Regions from separate parts of the Homo sapiens genome. Here region 1 is linked to region 2. The links are chromatin contacts, found by Hi-C or POLR2A ChIA-PET in ENCODE. All regions are on one chromosome and are shown on one strand. The core of a region is the stretch at or near the end of the contact, and the rest is flanking DNA. Distances in the headings are between cores, read along the strand shown. Region 1 holds the start of ZNF287 (zinc finger protein 287). Region 2 holds the start of SNHG29 (small nucleolar RNA host gene 29).

What was found. Hi-C counts contacts between places; a loop is a spot of excess contacts on that map. ChIA-PET counts read pairs that join two places held with the same protein, here RNA polymerase II (POLR2A). Pooled maps may share reads with other maps.
Region 1: a map of CD4-positive, alpha-beta T cell shows a loop between it and region 2 (13-fold over the local background). The contact joins the promoter of ZNF287 here to the promoter of SNHG29 in region 2. A Hi-C loop is called at or near these places in 2 of 168 maps with a recorded cell type or tissue (CD4-positive, alpha-beta T cell and naive thymus-derived CD4-positive, alpha-beta T cell), 1 of 37 single-sample maps with no recorded cell type and 9 of 50 pooled maps. POLR2A ChIA-PET finds 5 or more read pairs at or near these places in 2 of 52 experiments (WTC11 and activated naive CD4-positive, alpha-beta T cell).

The regions. Positions count from the first base shown.
Region 1 is chr17:16,567,591-16,571,882 of GRCh38, reverse strand. It overlaps ZNF287 (zinc finger protein 287), which reads left to right and starts at 2,679. Exons shown (of 6, transcript NM_020653.4): 1 at 2,679-2,931; 2 at 3,954-4,292. The coding sequence starts at 4,152. RefSeq lists enhancers at 2,615-3,114, 3,115-3,616.
Region 2 is chr17:16,436,130-16,440,572 of GRCh38, reverse strand. SNHG29 (small nucleolar RNA host gene 29) reads right to left here and starts at 1,586. Exons shown (of 4, transcript NR_045025.1): 1 at 1,513-1,586; 2 at 320-388. It overlaps SNORD49B (small nucleolar RNA, C/D box 49B), which reads right to left and starts at 1,064; the gene lies at 1,017-1,064. SNORD49A (small nucleolar RNA, C/D box 49A) reads right to left here and starts at 537; the gene lies at 467-537. It overlaps TRPV2 (transient receptor potential cation channel subfamily V member 2), which reads right to left. Exons shown (of 15, transcript NM_016113.5): 15 at 3,570-3,784. The coding sequence ends at 3,684. RefSeq lists enhancers at 381-1,282, 1,588-1,917, 1,978-2,167, 1,283-2,182, 2,183-3,084 and 1 more.

The sequences.
Region 1 (4,292 bases), core at 1,430-3,929, 130 kb before region 2:
CACCTCAAAAAGAAAAAAATTCCATTTTAGAGTTTGCGTTCTTGGAACAACTGCTGGTACCAACTGGTGTAGGGCAGATTCCCTATAAATAGATTCTGAGATGGAGAATTGCATACAAGGTAATTACTGGGTAGTGTTCTCTAGAAAAAATGCCTGTACAGGAGTGATATAAGGATAACTGGACAGAGTAATAGGTTTAAATGCTGTATGACTGCAACAGAGGCCTCAGTTGGTCTCACAGGGAACTCTTAAGCCAAGATGGCCCTTTATAGAGGCTGCAAGTTGAAGACAGGGGGCCAGGTCTTTGAGGCCTGCACTGAGCAGTCTTTGGATATGGACTTCCCCCGGGGAGAAGACGTGACTTGTGAGAGGCAGCCCCCTGCAGTTAGGACAACTCCCAAGGAAGTATTTTGCTGTGAGCCATCAGCAGCCACTCACCCGGCAGCTGCTGGGATGGATGCCTCAACCCTGAAGGAGGATCCTGGCAGCACCACAGTGTGCACTATAGGGCGTATTAAGTTTCCAGCTTTGGTTGTTGGTTTATGTTTTCCTCCCTACAGGTATGTCAGCTATTGCTTTGTATGTTTTGAGGCCTTAGTGTTAGGGACATGCTGTATATTTATGATAAATATATCTTTTCCATCAAGCACTCTTATTTATTCCCTTTTAATCTTCTCAAATTCTAGCTTATCAGATATTAGAATTATTACTTGTATCAGTCAGGGTTCAATCAAAAAAGCGGAACCAGTAGATATTTAAGATACTTGTGGCAAAGAGTTGGCTTACTCGATTGAGGGGGTGACCAGGTGAGTCCAAAGTCCATAAGAGCACCCCATCAGGAAGGGCAGGCTGGAAGCTGTGGTACGCTGATGGAGTTTCTTCTCCATCAGGGAAACTTCGGTTCTTTTTTGAAAGCTTTTAACTGATTGAATCAGGCCCACCCAAATTATCTAGGATAATCTCCCATGCTACTTAGTCCAACTGGGTTTATGGGCTTCAATCTCATCTACAAAATGCCTTTACAGCAACACCTAGATTCGTGTTTACTTAAATAGCAAGAGACTGTAGCCTAGCCAAGTTGACACATCAAAAGACCATCACACTCCCCAAGTTTGTTTTTTTTTTTTTTTGAGATGGAGTCTTGCTCGTGTCGCCCAGGCTGGAGTACATGGAGTGCAGTGGCAAAATCTCAGCTCATTGCAACCTCCGCTTCCCAGGTTCAAGTGATTCTCCTGCCTCAGCCTCTTGAGTAGCTGGGATTACAGGCGTGCGCCACCACACCAGGCTAATTTTTGTTCTTTTAGTAGAGACGGAGTTTCACCATGTTGGCCAGGCTGGTCTCAAACTCCTGACCTCAGGTGATCTACCTGCCTGGGCCTCCCAAAGTGCTGGAATTACAGGCGTGAGCCACCGCGCCCGGTCCAACTTTCTTTTTGTTAAAATTTTCCTGGTGTGGTGATATTAAGAGTCTTTGACAGTCCTCCTCCACCCTCACAGGATTCTGCCTCCATTTGATTCTCTGTAGGCTTGTGATTGCTTTGACCAAGAGTCTGACAGAATTGGTGTTAGGTGACTTCCAAGGCCATGTTATAATTGGCCATGGCGCTTCTCTCTTGTTCACTGGAATGCTCACTCTTGGAGCCCAGAGCCACCATGTAACAAGTCCAGCTGCCCTCAGTCCTTTATGCTGGAGAGACCACATTGAGGCACTCTGGTCAAACACAAGCCGAGTTCATCTTTTAGCCCATCTCCTCCCAAGCAGTAGACATGTGAGTGGAAAAGCCATCTTGGAAGCGGGCCCTCCCAGCCATCAAATCATCCCAACAGAGGCTACAGACATAATGAGGCAAAGGCCCACCCACTCAGTTCCCCTTTCAAATTCCTCACCATGAAATTTATGAGCATAATACGGTGATTGTCCTTCAAAACCACTAAGTTTTGGGGTGGTTTGTTAATAGAACAGTAGATAACGGGAACACCTTGAATATGTTTTTCTATGCTTTTATTTTTCCAGTGTTTTATGTATTTTTGTTTTGTGTCTCTTAGAAATAACAGCTACTCGGGAGGCTGAACCCAGGAAGTTCAAGTGAGAATCACTTGAACACAGGAGAATCACTTGAACCCAGGAGGCGGAGGTTGCAGTGAGCCGAGCTCGCACCATTGCACTCCAGCCTGGGCGACAGAGCGAGACTCCGTCTCAAAAGAAAAAAAAGAAAGAAAGAAAGAACATGGGTTTTTTTCCCCCAATCTGAGAGTCTCAGAATCAAATTCCTGAGGAGGAAGTGAAAACCTTTCACAGTTAGTATGTATGCACAGTAAAGCCCGAAACCGCACATTAAGTCTTTCTGCCTTTAGACCCACATCTTCCCTGCCCATTCTTCCTCTAGGAAATCTGGCGCCCAGTTTTCTCTGCGTAGTTGGCGCGGGGCTTCAACTCCCGGCGCTCCTCCAGCTACTGGCACCTCCCTGGCCTCCAAGACGTCTACCAGACCTGCGTCTGCCCGGGGAAACTTTGAAGTTCCCTTCGGAACCTCGCAGGCTGACAAGCAAGTCAGAGCGATGGGTGGAGGAGGTTGCCATGGAGACAGGTCCAGGGCCAGAGGCGCGGGAGGGGGAGGCGGCAGCTTGGGCTCCGATTGGCTCTGCGGGCGCGCAGCGTTCCTCTGGCGCACATGCGCAGTGACGCCGAGGCGAGGTCGCGGCTAAGCAGAGGCGCCGGGGTTTCTGGGCCGGGCTTCTCAGGACCGGGCTGGAACGTGCAGCTCCTGGCCGGGACACTCTGTGCTTTGCGGGGAAGGGAAGTGGCGGAGCCCGAGGATCCGCTGCCGCTCGGGACTGAGCCCGCCACGCAGGCGCCTGTGCCAGCGTCGCCATTGTTGCCTGTGGCCTTAGGGCCGCTCCGGCTGCCCGTCGGCCGGGTCCCAGCGACAGGTATTGATGTCCGGGCGCAGCGCGCGAGTGTCCGCGCGATCAGTGACAGCCCGAGCCCGTCCACGCGCGGGCTCCCGTGCTCGTGGCTTGCGGGAGGGCAAAGACGGGGTGGAGGCTGCTGTGGGCCCAGTCCCAGCGTTGCGCGTCGCACGGTCCCCGACTCCCCCGCTGCCCTCGACCTCGACCCTGCGGCTGAAGAGGAGTAAGAGGCAGAGGGACTTGGCCGGGAAGGGGAGGCGACAGGAGGCAAGGCAAGGCTGTCGCATCACCTCCGCAGGGCCTTGTAAACAGTTGTCTTTGGTGGCACGACTGTGCCTCAGCAGGGCTCGGAGCTGGAGCCTGGGGAGAGGTGGTGTCGGTTCTCCTCCAGATCAGGCCGGTTCTAAGGTTTCCTTCGAGAATCCTGGTTTCGAATATATCCCTAAAGAACTGTCTCCTATAGAAGCACTTAAAGGACTTGAAGTCACACCAACCTCTTCACTCTTTTCCAGTCCAACCCGCTGGTCTTCCCAACCCTCTGATAGTGAAAGGCTAGAATCGGCTGGCATTAACATGCAACGCAGATAAATGGCTCGCCCTTTCCCCTGACAGTTCCCTTGGGAACCTTGAGCACTGTATTAAGAAGAAATTCTCCTAGTTTCTTCCAAGTAACAGATTCACTTTGTTATTGTTGAGAGTCCGTTCAGTCATTACAGCTTCTGTAACATCAGTGACTAAAATAATGAAACTATTTTCTCTATAAAAATGTTTAATTTTTGTTACAACAGGTTAGAGGTTTAATCTGTTGTTTGGCTTAGATTCGAGTCATTGCCTCTGACACTACCTTTTTAATAGCAGCTCCATCCCCCACCAACCCCAAGCAGATGGCAGTTCCCTTACAAGTCTAAGGATATAGGGGAGGAAGACAAGGTAAAGCTTATGTGTGTTCATCTATGCACACTGCGAGTCTGTTTCTGTGTGTGTATATGTATAGTAGAGTACACCAGGGATTCTTGACCTTGTGGTCCATGCTTGTGTTTCAGGGTCTCTTATCCATCCCTGCAAGTTCTGGGCTCAGAATTTGTCACTAAGGCTGCTAACTCTACCTTGATTCTGTTCTGCCCTCGGCTGCAGCAGCCTTTGATATAGTGTCCTTGTGACTCTAGCATGAGACTTCAAGCAGTTGGCTCACTACTGGAGAAATAAAGGATATTGCCAGATTGACTCTCCTGTCTGTAGCAATGTTAGCCTCAAGCAAGAGGATGAACAGTTCTTCACGTTCTCAAATCCTTCTAAGGTGGAAGTCAGACAAGGCTCAGAGTGGACCCTACAATGTTGAGAAGGAAATCCTTACTTCAAGATTCTTGCGTGACACTGAGACC
Region 2 (4,443 bases), core at 337-2,836:
AGGGGAGTTGTAATCTCCATTTCAGTCATATCAATTTAAACTTCACAAAGCTAAGATTACTTTTCCTTTTCACATCTGAGGAAAACTACATCTCAGCAGACAGGTAATTTGCCCGAGACTAAACAGCCAAGAGGTAAATAGAGTAGCCCCTCTTTCTAGGTAATCCACCCTGGCTCCACTGCCACCGGAAACTAAAATCAGTATCTCTGGGATAGGCTACACTGTTACAAGGTATTAGGTTAACCAAATCCAATTGCCAATATTCGACCTGACAGCTAGGCGTGGTCAGCCACTAGCCTCCCCATAGAGCAAGGCTTACCTCATGGCAGGCTCCTGGCTCCAATACTCAGCTGCCAAACATGATGCTGATTCTTCACGAATTTGCAACCTAGGTGAATATAGCAATTAGGTCACCGTTCAAACAAGTTTACTCCTGGGAACCAGCAAGTGGTGAAGACTTGACTGCAATCAGACAGGAGTAGTCTTCGTCAGTTATCGCTTCTGACGGCACTTCCTATTAGTGATTTCATCAGAGCAGTCAAGCACCTCACAACCCTCCAGTACTGTTCCAACCGCAGATCTAGACCCTACCTGAAACTTAAGCTAACCCTGCTACTGGAGACATTTCTTAACGAAGGAGTTTGTTTCTGCATTATCAGTTTGCTTTAAATGCAGTTCTAGGTTAGGACTGTGGCTGAAGCAGCCATCTCCAGTTTCTATTTAAGTTCCACCCTATGCAATGACATGATAACGTTACCCTAAAGTGTATAAAACACCTAAACGTAGAAAACTGTCAAAACGCCAATTTCCGTGCATTCAAGTGACAAAACTACGTTCCATGTTAAACCCTACACCAGAGAGCCTCTCACCTCGTGGCTACCCCGTCTTCAGCACTCTGCAGTGGGTACGCAATCTTAAAGAGGGAGTAAGGACAGGAATTCAGGGCAGGGCTCTGGCAGTTACGGTCAACTAAGTTGTAGAGGTTTCAGCGACTGCGGTCAGATAGACATTAGACGTCGTCAGTTATCGCTTCTGACGGCACTTCCTATTACAAGTATCATCAGGACAGTCGAATAAGTCTTCCAGTAATACTGTTACAATCTTACCGACGTACACCGCCCTCGGGGTACCCCAAACTGCAAGCCGACCCCAACTTACCCAGTTCTCTCGGGTTTGCACACCCCCACTGTGGGCCGGGGAACCGGGTCCCGGCCTTCGCAGACTCCAGGCTCTGGCAGATGTGGCCCTACCACAAAAGAGTGATCCATGAGCCTCAGCCACGGCAGCCGGATTCGGCCCCGCGCTGCCCTGCCAGGCTGTCCAATACCGGGCCGCAGCGCCCGCCGCGAAAGCCACGCGGGCGCAGGAGCCGGGGAGCCACGCCATCTCAACAGCTGCCCTCCGCCCTCTAGACAGGCTTCCCGGGAACATCTCCCCAGAGACCACAGAAGCTCGAGCTCTTTATTTGCTCTTGCCCCCCAGCTACTACTCCCAGATTCCTAGAGAGCCTACCTCCATAACAACGGGAATGAAAAGGTCACACCTTATGTGCGCCAGGCCCTTAAGGAGTCGGAATATCCCAATCCTCACAAAAGGAGGGGGACGCTGGCAAAGACTCATGGGAACTTTCCGCCAAGTAACGATTTAGACCGGCGCGCTACCCAGGACTCCCCCTCCTGTTGAGTCTATGGTCTCTTCCACAGCCCCGGGAATTCTGGGTCACAACACGCGCGGGGAGTTCCAGGGCGCCTGCGCGAGGGCTGGATCGCGCGTTTGGGCCCCACCTCCGCCACTCCTTAGCTGGGTGGTCTTGGGCCAATTACTCATTCTCTTTAAGCTTCCGATTGGTCCTCTAGTAAACGGAGACACCAGCGCCCCAGAAGATCACGTGAGATGACACACGTGAAAGCCTGTAGAGCTGTGGCACAAGGCAGCCATTCATCCTAGTAGCTCCTCCTGAATCTATTGAGCGTTGCCAAATACTCTCCCCACAGCTATTTCACCACATCCACGGGGCTTCTCAAACCCCTGCGCACTGGTCACCCTCATTACTCCTTTAGCACGACCTTTAGGGAACGAGCTGACGTCTTATCTAGATCCACGTCCATCCTCTGCTCGCCTCTGGGGTAAAGCTCTGCCCACCTCCTTTCCTCTCCTCATTCCTTGGGGCCTCCTCCACCTATGCCCCTGCCTCACCTTCCATGGAAAACTCTCTCTACTGTGGCTTTCCTTTCAGCCTATGAACATGCTCAGCTCTCTCCTTGAAAAAGAATCCATGCAACCACGTTTTGCACACACACGTTATACCAAGGGAAAGAAATTCATTTTGACTGCAAAAAACTGGGAAGACAATCATAAGACCTTTTGAGCTGGCCTCAGAAATAAGTGTAGGGTTTTTGTTGTTGTTGTTGTTGTTGCTCGTTTTTGTGTTTTTTTGAGACGGAATTTCGCTCCTGTTGCCCAGGCTGGACTGCAATGGCGCGATCTCCGCTCACCGCAACCTCTGCCTCCCGGGTTCAAGCGATTCTTCTGCCTCAGCCTCCCGAGTAGCTGGGATTACAGGCATGCGCCACCACGCCCGGCTAATTTTGTATTTTTAGTAGAGACGGGGTTTCTCCATGTTGGTCAGGCTGGTTTCGAACTCCTGAACTCAGGTGATCCGCCCGCCTGGGCCTCCCAGAGTGCTGGGATTACAGGCGCCCGGCAAGTGTAGGGTTTTATTTTATTATTATACTTTAAGTTCTAGGGTACATGTGCACAACGTGCAGGTTTGTTACATATGTATACATGTGCCATGTTGGTATGCTGCACCCATTAACTCATCATTTACATTAGGTATATCTCCTAATGCTATCCCTCCCCCCACCCCCAAGTGTAGGGTTTTAATGGAGGAGGGGGGCTTCCAGCAAGAGCCAGGTCAAGGGATCAAGCACGAGGTCTCTCGGCCTGCATGAATTTGGGGAGAGTGCTAAGGAGGGAGGGGCAACAGAGGTGGAGGGGAGGAGGTGTCTGGAACTGCTTGGGCAAAACCGTGGGGGTCTCGGGATGTCAGCTAGGGCATTCTGTGGGTACTGGGGAGCCTCTCAGGCCTTCAGAGCACAAAGAGGACATGTTTGTCTTATGTCTTAGGAAGGCCCTCTGGCTGCCCTGCAGAGAATGGCTTGGGAGGGGTGGGAATTGAGCAAGAAGCTCGGTAGGAAGAGAAAGCAAGAGAGGTGGCTTTAATGGGTTTTCCCAGGTACCTGCCCAAAAGCAGGGTGGGTGTGGAAAGCAAAGGGTGTCGTGGTGGAGAGAGAGGAGAGGTGGCTGTTTGCCCATGTCCATCACCATATATCTGCCACAACAATGGGCACAGCACCTCAGCCAGCTGCCTGTACCCAGGAAGAGGACAGTCCCCAGACTTGGGGATGTGGGGGTGAGGGTGGGGACACAGCAACTGAGGGTCTCTGTGCCCAGGCAAGGGCAGGAGCAACCTAGTCCCATACACAGACCTGTGCACACAGAGACATGCAGACATTGCCAGCTCTAAGGGTCCCAGCAACTCTGCCCAAATAATGTTTCCAGAAGAGTTAGTTAGTGAAAATATATATTTGCCACCAGAATTCACTGGGACCCCAGAGCCAGCAGATGTGGTTGGAAAGATCCTCTGCTCTGTCCTCTGGCCTCCTGCTGCATCTGGGCCATCAGTTGGACTGGAGGAGCTGGACGGGCACATAGTTTTCCTCAGAGGCACCATCCTCATCCTCCTTGGGAGGGGAAGCCAGGACAGGGTTCTCGAGAGTTCCTGTAAACAGATGGCAAGCACTGTAGCTTAACCCTTGAGTGTGTCCCCAGGAAGCAGGCACCAGGGAAACGGGGCCACAGTCATGAAAACACGTCATGCCGTGGGGACAGCCTCAGCGATCCTGGAGGCCAGCAATCCTTCTCCCTGCTTCCCTCACTCCACAAGCATTTCCCAATCCCCTGCCATATCAGGGGCTTCCCCCTGCCCCTGCCACCCCCAGGAGCTTAAAGTGCCTGGAGGTGACAGACTTGTGTGTCAGAGATCAGAACACCTGAGACATGCTGGGGGAGCTCAGAGGAGAGAGGGGACCTGTCCTGCAGGGGCGGTGGCAGATTTGGACATCCAGAGGGGAGGAAGAGCACTTCCGACAGAGACGAATCCAGAGATGAACCAAGGAAAGCAAAGAACAAGGAGTACTGCAGACATGTGGATGGAGGTGTGGGGAGTGAGTTAGACAGCTTTGGGCCCTGACCTCCATTCTGAGCAGTGCGGCCTTCCAGGTAGTGGGAGGCATTGTGTAGCGTGGGCTGCATGTGGTTTTTGTCCACATTAGCAGGACTGCAATGGGTAAGAGTGCAGGCTGGGCCCCCCTGCAGTGGTGCAGAAGTAAGAGGCAGGGCAGGGCAGAGGGATGAGTGGCCGCCTGAGGGGTCAAGGAC